Linked DNA regions of Homo sapiens: region 2 is linked to region 1. A link is a loop called in an ENCODE intact Hi-C map of the cell type or tissue named here. Cell type or tissue: PC-9. All regions are shown on one strand. Region 1 overlaps RPTOR (regulatory associated protein of MTOR complex 1). Region 2 has its middle 5.4 kb from the start of NPTX1.

Evidence for each region. Hi-C counts contacts between places; a loop is a spot of excess contacts. Peaks named below come from ENCODE experiments on the same cell type or tissue, not always from the same donor. Only the 100,000 strongest peaks of a DNase experiment are listed, where the experiment ranks them.
Region 2: it touches region 1 in a loop (3-fold over the local background); 4 of 110 quality-filtered maps call a loop at or near these places.

Annotation. Positions count from the first base shown.
Region 1 is chr17:80,547,206-80,551,205 of GRCh38, reverse strand. The region is part of intron 1 of RPTOR (regulatory associated protein of MTOR complex 1); the gene reads right to left. Among named protein-coding and RNA genes, the nearest start is that of RPTOR, 4.4 kb to the right of the region's middle. In PC-9, no CTCF peak of the experiment used is centred here; a DNase peak (open chromatin) is centred at 2,435.
Region 2 is chr17:80,480,055-80,484,054 of GRCh38, reverse strand. No RefSeq gene overlaps it. Among named protein-coding and RNA genes, the nearest start is that of NPTX1, 5.4 kb to the right of the region's middle. In PC-9, no CTCF peak of the experiment used is centred here; no DNase peak of the experiment used is centred here.

The DNA of each region.
Region 1 (4,000 bases):
CTTTCAAAAAATCCCTCTGGCCAGGTGTGATGGCTCACGCCTGTAATCCAGCACTCTGGGAGGCTGAGGTGGGAGGATCACTTGAGCTCAGGAGTTCAAGACCAGCCTGGCCAACATGGTGAAACCGCATCTCTACTAAAAATACAAAAAATCAGCCGGGCATGGTGTCATGCACTGGTAGTCCCAGCTACTCGGGAGACTGAGGCACGAGAATCTCTTGAACTCGGGAGGTGGAGGTTGCAGTGAGCCGAGATCACGCCATTGCACTCCAGCCTGAGAAACAAGGAGAGACTCCATTTCAAAATAAATAAAAGATCCCTCTGACTGCTATGTGAAAAACTGGTTGTAGGGCAAGAATGGACATAGGGAGACCAGTCAGGACACAAATGCAGTGTCCAGACAAGAGACGGTGGCTGCCTGGACTGGGGCTGCATCAGTGGAGACAAAATGAAGCAGGCCAATGTAAGACATGCTTTGGAAGTAACGCTGATGGGTTCTAATGAATTGGATGGGGCGATAAAGAGAGGGAGAGGAAAGAATTAAGGATAAACTCTAAACTTACAGCTTGAACAACTGAGTGGATGGTGGTTGTGGCAAGCGGTGATGGAGAAAACTAAGAAAAAGCAGGCAGTAGGCATCTGAGACAGAAATTTCAGGCCAGATCAGAACTAAAGATTGGGGGTTTAAGCATCACTGGCATGTAGACACTATTTAAAATCATGGGCCCCGATGAGATCTGCTAGGGAGGGGCACACCCAGAACAGAGAATGGGGTCCAAGATCAATTCCTGGGGTGCCCCTGCATTTAGGTGTCAGGTAGCAAAGGAGTCTGAGAAGGAACAACTAGTGACCTAAGAGGAAAATCCGAGTTTCGTGGAGACACAGAAGCAAGTGAGGAAAGAGCTTTATGAAGAGGCCATGGTCCACATTGTGGAATGCTGCTGAGAGGTGAAATAAGAACAGAGAAGGACAGAGAAGAGAACTTTAGATTTAGCAACAAACTGGGGCCATATGGAGACCAGTCTCAGGGGAGTGGAACAGGGCACAGTTGGAATGTGGAGAGGACGCAAGGTGAGGAAAGCAGAGGGGGTAGTGTAGATTATGAAGGATTGCTATTACCCTTGCTGAAAAGACCGCATAAACCTTTGGCAGTCCATGTATTAGTTGAACAGATCTACTCTGCTTCCTCCATGACCTGGGCAAAGTATGGCTACAGAGCAATGCAACTGAGTCTAGAGAATGGTTTACAAAATAGCCTTCTTCATCTAACCGTTTCATCCCCTACACATGTAGACATAGGATGCCTGTCAGTGGTCCTACACATGCATGGAAATAGTGTCTGACAATGACACCACACATGTGTACACAGAATGTGTCTGCCAGGGGTGCTACATGCATGTAGACAGAGTGTCTGTCAGTCTACATGTGTGTAGACATAGCATGTCTGTCAACACTTTCAGAGCAATAGCTCTCAAGCACCCGTCATTCCATCCCACATATTCCAGGCAAAAGAGTCATCTGAGACCAGTTATCCCCACTGTCCACTTTCCAGTAGGAAAATGAACTCTGTGATAACTATAAAGTATCACAGTTAGACCAGGCACGGTGGCTCACACCTGTAATCCCAGCACTTTGGGAGGCCGAGGCAGGTGGATCACCTGAGGTCAGGAGTTTGAGACCAGCCTGGCCAACATAGTGAAACCCCGTCTCTAATAAAAATATGAAAAAAATTGGCCAGGCATGGTGGTGGGCACCTGTAATCCCAGCTACTCGGGAGGCTGCGGCAGGAGAATCGCTTGAACCCAAGAGGCGGAGGTTGCAGTGAGCCAAAAACACAAATAGGGGAGATATATACGTATCTGTTTTAGCCAAAGGTCTGTGAATGATTCATTTTGAACTACAATTCATATATGTCTAGTTATTTGAAAATTGCAAGCTAAAAACACTATGGATACATATATGCCTCATTCACTATACATAGTAGAATTAACCAAACAACAAACTAACTTGATAATAATTTTAAAGTAACAGTAACTTAGAAATTAAAATGTGGTAAAAGTGGCATTTGAAAACCAAGACTGATTCAAAACAAAGATGGCAGGAATCCCAACTGAGAGCGGGCAAGGGCTGTAGCTCTGGAAGGATGCCAAGTGTTGGGTGGCAAAAAAAACTTCTTGGGAGTCATCAGTCAGTCAACTTTGGTAAAGATGTCAATTTGAGGAATCTGTAGCAAGGCTACTAAATAGGAGCCAGTAAGAACTAATGAATATATGTACAAAATAAAAGCGTATGGAATTGCACATTAACCACAAGAAGAAGCAAAATCTCAGCTTGCATTTAGGACAGTCAGTGGCCACCAGGAAGTAGTTGATGTAGCTCCTAGCACAGAACAACCACGCCCACACATTTCACTTTACAAACATGCTGCTCCACCAGACTGGAGGCTACGTCCAGCACAGTGGGACTGTGTGGCCTGGAGGCCTGGGTAACAGAGATTCTTACGTAGGTAACCCACTGGTCAAAAAACACCCCAGGGCCAGGTGCTGTGGCTCACACCTGTAATCCCAGCACTTTGGGAGGCTGAGGCAGGTGAACGACCCGAGGTCAGGAGTTCAGGACCAGCCTGGCCAACATGGTGAAACCCCATCTCCACTAAAAATACAAAAAAAACTAGCCAGGCGCCTGTAATCCCAGCTACTTGGGAGGCTGAGGCAGGAGAATAGCTTGATCCTGGGAGGCGGAGGTTGCAGTGAGTCAAGACCACACCACTGCACTCCAGCCTGGGCAACAAGAATGAAACTCCATCTCAAAAAAAAAAAAAAAAAAAAAAAAAAACCACCCCAGGCTGAGCGTGTTGGCTGATGCCTGTAATCCTAGCATTTTTGGAGGACAAGGCAGGAGGATTGCTTGATCCCAGGAGTTCAAGACCAGCCTGGGCAACACAGTGAGACTCCCCAACCCCAGACACACTGGCGCACACTTATAGTCTCAGCTACTGGGGAGGCTGAGGTGAGAGGATCACTCAGGCCCAGGAGGTCGAGGCTGCAGTGAGCCGTGTGATCTCACCACTGTACTCCAGCCTGGATGACAGAGCAAGACCCTGTCTCAAAAAAAAAAAAAAAAAAAAAGAAACAGAAAAACACTCCACAAATGGGGTTGTTCAGCCTGCAGTGTTGGACTACAGTGTGTTTGGTAATAAATCTGAATTAGTATGAATATTTACAATAAAAGAAAAAAAAAGTTTGCTGACTTCTCAAAGACAAAGAGAGAGGCCTGGCCATAGCCCAGTTGCCCCTTCAGTTATGGCATCAGGGAGCCCCTGTTCCCACCCTCCAGAAACTGTCACACACACTGTGCCAAATGTCAGCTGCCATTTGTCTTTATCTTTGAACCTATGCCATTATTCTTCTTAAATGTGGCCTGTTTCATTCTCTTATGCTACCATCCCCACTCAATATCATTTGAGTTTGCAACTTCTGTCCTATAGCATGTGTGATACGGTCCTTGAGGGAAGAGATGACAAGATTCCAAAGGACCTGACCTTTGGAAGAGGGAAGAGATGACAAGATTCCAAACTCCCACACACTCAACTGAAGATGTTAGCTGCTGATTTTCTCCACCGAAAAACAGATACAGCAAACTTTCTCCCCAGCTCCTTTCTAAGCAGCAATCTCAGTAGTCACTAAGAGTCACAGAACTTTTGTTTCTCTTAACAACCTGTGAAAAGCTTATTAGGGAATGTTGATCATTCACAAATTAATGTTTTAATTAAAAGGTCAAACGTATACCCATTAATCAGTTTCAAACTGTTGGAACATAGGTTTAGGACAGCAGAGAGAACCACATTTCAAAATAACAACAACAAAAAAACTGCCCTCCACAAAGAATTTTTTAAAAAGTCTTTTCATATATGTATAGCAACCACAAAAGCTTTTAACTATATAGTTACTACTAAAGATGTCCATAAGATAGAATTTATACAACCTCCCCCAATGACTAAC
Region 2 (4,000 bases), 67 kb after region 1:
CCTGCAGCCTGGCACCCTGCAGTCTGCGGCCCTGTCCCCAGAGGAGGAGGCACGGTGGCTGCTGCCTCCTTCGGCAGGCGACCACACTCTTCCTCTCCCAGGTATGAGTGATGGCGGCAGCGCACGGTCCTTGTAATAACTGTAATCTCTTGCCAGTACACATCATTTTTATTCCGAAACACTTTTATGCCTCAACTCATTTTATATTTCATGTGCCCTCTCCTGGCGTCTCGCAGGTGGTAAAATTGATGGGCAAGGACACAGCAGGCTGGCAGGCCCCCGGCCCCCACCTCAGCAGCCAGATGCCGGTAGCTGGAGGGAGCGTCCTAGCTCAGGAACCAAATGAATGCAAACTGGGGAGGGCTGGGACGGGGGCCCTAGGGCCATTCCTCACCTGGCTTTGTATTTGCAAGCCCTGTGTTGGGGGTGCAGGGAAGGCATTTTGAAGTGCAGAAGGTGCTGTACAAATGCCTGAGAGTACCGATGTCTGCTGCCCTTGTCACTGTTGAATGCGGAGATCAGAAACCTTAAAACAATGGTCCTTGAATATCGGAGTCCCAGGGTGCTCTTTTCAGCTTTCTTCTGTTTTTGTACCCACTGCCTCCCTGGATGGGCTCCCTACTGGCTTGGCTGTGGTCCACGGCCTCTAAAGATGCTCCCAGGACTCTGCTGTCAGCCCCGTCCTCCCTCTGCACCCTCAGGCCCCTTCCGCTCAGGTCAGCTCAGGACCAGCCTCCTCATCGTCTTGGAATCTCTAGAGCCTCCGTGTGCTGGGCTCTGGCCTCCTCCCGGATGTCAGATAGCCACTGGAAAACCCAGGCGTCCTAGTGTGAACTGTGGACTCCTCCCTCCCTCCAGGCCCTCCCAGGCTCCCCACCCCTTCTCTGCAGGCAGAATCACCACCACCCCCTCGCCCAGAAGCCGGGGATCTTCCCAGGTTCCTCCCTCTCCTTCACTTCCCACGCCCAAGCCATCACCAAGCCCCTGCCAAGGAATCTCCCAAATGCCCTCAAGCCTCTCAAGCCCAGTCCCCTTCCTCCCTGGCTCCTGTGACATCACCCTCCAGGTCTCTTCTGCAAGCCCTGCTCCTGCTCAGCTCCGCCCTCACCAAGGGCTCCCAGACAGCGCCTCCACAGGACTGTGGGTTCTCCCCAAGGTCCTGGCCCACCTTGCCCACAACTCCCCCACATCTACCCTGGCCCCTGCAGCTCACTCTTGGCAGGATGAACTACGTCCGTCTCCCCACGGCCTGCCCCTCATTGCTCTGGCATTGCTAGTGCCAGCCCCCTTGGCTCACTCTTCAAGCCCCTGTTATCACCTCCACAGGAGACCCTTCCAGCTGATGGCTGGACCCTAACCCATGCGCCTGGTGCTGGCTCAGGACCTCTCCCGTCCTGTGGCCCTCACGCATGGTACCCAAGGTGTGTTCAGCCCTGTCTAGCCTGCCAGATCGCCTGGCCTCAGAGACGGAGAATGGTGTTTTACTCATCCTGGCCCCAACACCTGGTCTGCCCCTCAGTGGATGCTCTGGAAATATTTGTTCAACTGAGAGCAACTGTTCTGAACAGTTACACTATGGCAAATGCCCAAGCATCTGCCTGGTGCCATGAAATGCCTACTTGGAGAGTAAGACACGCCTTCCCCAGGTGGGAAGGGCTCACCTTTCCCCTGCAAACTCCTGTTGATTGGGATCAGTGAGTCAGCAGTTCAAGAGCACCCATTCCCCATCCTTGACCCCAGCACTGGGCTCAGCCCAAGAGAAGGAACAGGCAGGGTGGGGACAGAGACCACCCAGGGCCCTGTCCCCAGCCAGACTGGGCCAGTGGCCGCCTGGCTGGCTCAGAGGAGGAAGGTGGTCCTTGCTGTGGGGAAGCCCCTGGTGGGAGCAGGGAATCTGGGGTGGGAGCTCAGCTGTCGCAGGAGAATGGGGCACTGCCCCGGCCCATCAGCTCCTGGCTGCAGCTGCTGCAGGCTTCGCCACACTTGCATAGTGGGCAGAAGCGCGTAGTCCTGCGGTGAGGCAGGGCTGGCTTCTCCTCTGAAGATGGCTGGTGAGAAGGTCTTGAGCCTGGGGTCCGCAGCCCCACCTGCCCTGCCCACTCACTGGACATGGGTGGGCTGGGGCACTGTCCCCTCAGGGCTCCTCTCCTGGAGTCTTTTCCTTGCAGCTCCTGTGCTGGGCAGAGATAAAGTGGCCACATGGAGTGCGAAGGCCAGGGCTTGGCCCCAGCTCTGCCTTCGCTGGGCGACGGTGCGACCTTGGCTTCTCTGGGCTTCCCTGTGTTTCCTCTGTGGTGAGCGAGGACTAGAGCCCAGCTGTGCCTTTGAAAGGCAAATGCGTGAATGTGGACCCAGGACTTGGAAAGGGGACAAGTGCTTGTTTTTAAGACACAGTTAGGTTACCACCGCAGGGGTGTCATGTAGAGGACAGAGGGGAAGGCTCGGGTGGGGCGCCTCCCTCAGCAGAGCCGGGGAGCAGGGACCTGTCCCTTATCACACAGAGCTGGTGGGTGGGGCTGTCAGGAGTGACTCCAAGGCACAGGTGGGCTGAGGCTGTGACTCAGAGGCCCCGTGGGACTGGCTGCCGTCAGAGCAGCCCCACACCCAACCCTGTGGGTCCAGGGGCGCCTCACTTGGGGGGAAGGTCACGTGGCCTGACTGTGTCCTGAGGGCTGGGCTGCCAGAGGTCCCTGTGCCTTCTCCCCTGGTGCGGCCAGAAGCCCCTCTCCTCTGCCCAGGACACCCTGCGGATGCTGTGCCCTGCACACCCTGTGTGAGGCATAGAACCACAGAGAAAGGTGCACAGATTGCACCTGGACAGCCCAGTGAATGGTCACAAGACAAACACCCCATGAGATCAGCACCCAGATAGAGAAACAATATGGCCGGTACCCTGCGAGCTGCTGGAAACTCAGATGCAGGTGAAAATGGCGTTGCACATCTCACACACTAAAACCCCGGCCACTCACCTTACCGCAGACTGTCCCACATCCTAGACCAGCTGCCAATGCAATGAGTCTCCGAGGGGTACAGCCTGTCCTCCAGAGGGGCATGTACCTGACCCTTGGCTGAGGCACTGTGTCTATCCCAGGGCTGTGATCATCGAGGGCTCCTGCTTCTCTTCTGCGGGTGGGGGACCAGGGCCTCTCCCACCCCACCATACCCTCCCCTCCCAGCCTCACCCCTCCAGAGGCAGCATGGAACATCATGCGGGAAGGGCTGAGGCAAGTGGGGCAGAGAAGGGTGCCTCTGCCTAGCACCCCGCAGTGCTCTCAGGCCCTCCCAGCATTCTCCCAGCACCCACCCATTGCTCACCCTTCTTCCTGCTAAGGGTGGAGGTTCCAGATAAGCTCAAGGCATGGCCTGGAAGATGAGAGGCCGGGGAGATACGGCAGGATGAGCAAGGGGCACAGGCACCCACCAGGCTTAGGCACACCCCTGCATGAGCTCCCACCGTCCACTGAGTAAAGACTCTTGATGGGCACTGAGGTCCTCTTAATACCTCCCAACCTACCCGGCTAGCCTTCTTTTTTTAAAATTTTTTTTTTTGAGACAGGATCTTGCTGTGTTGCCCAGGCTGGAGTGCAGTGACGTGGTCTCGGCTCACTGCAGCGTCAACCTCTCGAGCTCAAACAATCCTCCCACTTCAGTCCCCAGAGTAGTTGGGACTGCAGGTGCACCCCACCATGCCTGGCTAATTTTTGTATTTTTGTAGAGATGAGATTTTGCCATGTTGTCCAGGCTGGTGTCAAACTCCTGGGCTCAAGAGATCCACCCACCTCGGCCTCCCAAAGTGCTGGGATTCAAGGCGTGAGCCCCTGCACCCGGTCTGTCTAGTCTTCTTATGCCTGGCCACCCTCTCCATACTGGCCACTAACCAGGGCCTCTCCTGGACACCTGCCCCCTTTGCCTTCTCTACACTCCCCCTCCCACTACCAACTAACCTCTGCAGGCCTCTCCGTGCCCTTCCACCAGGAGTGAGCTGAGCCGGCCAGTACCC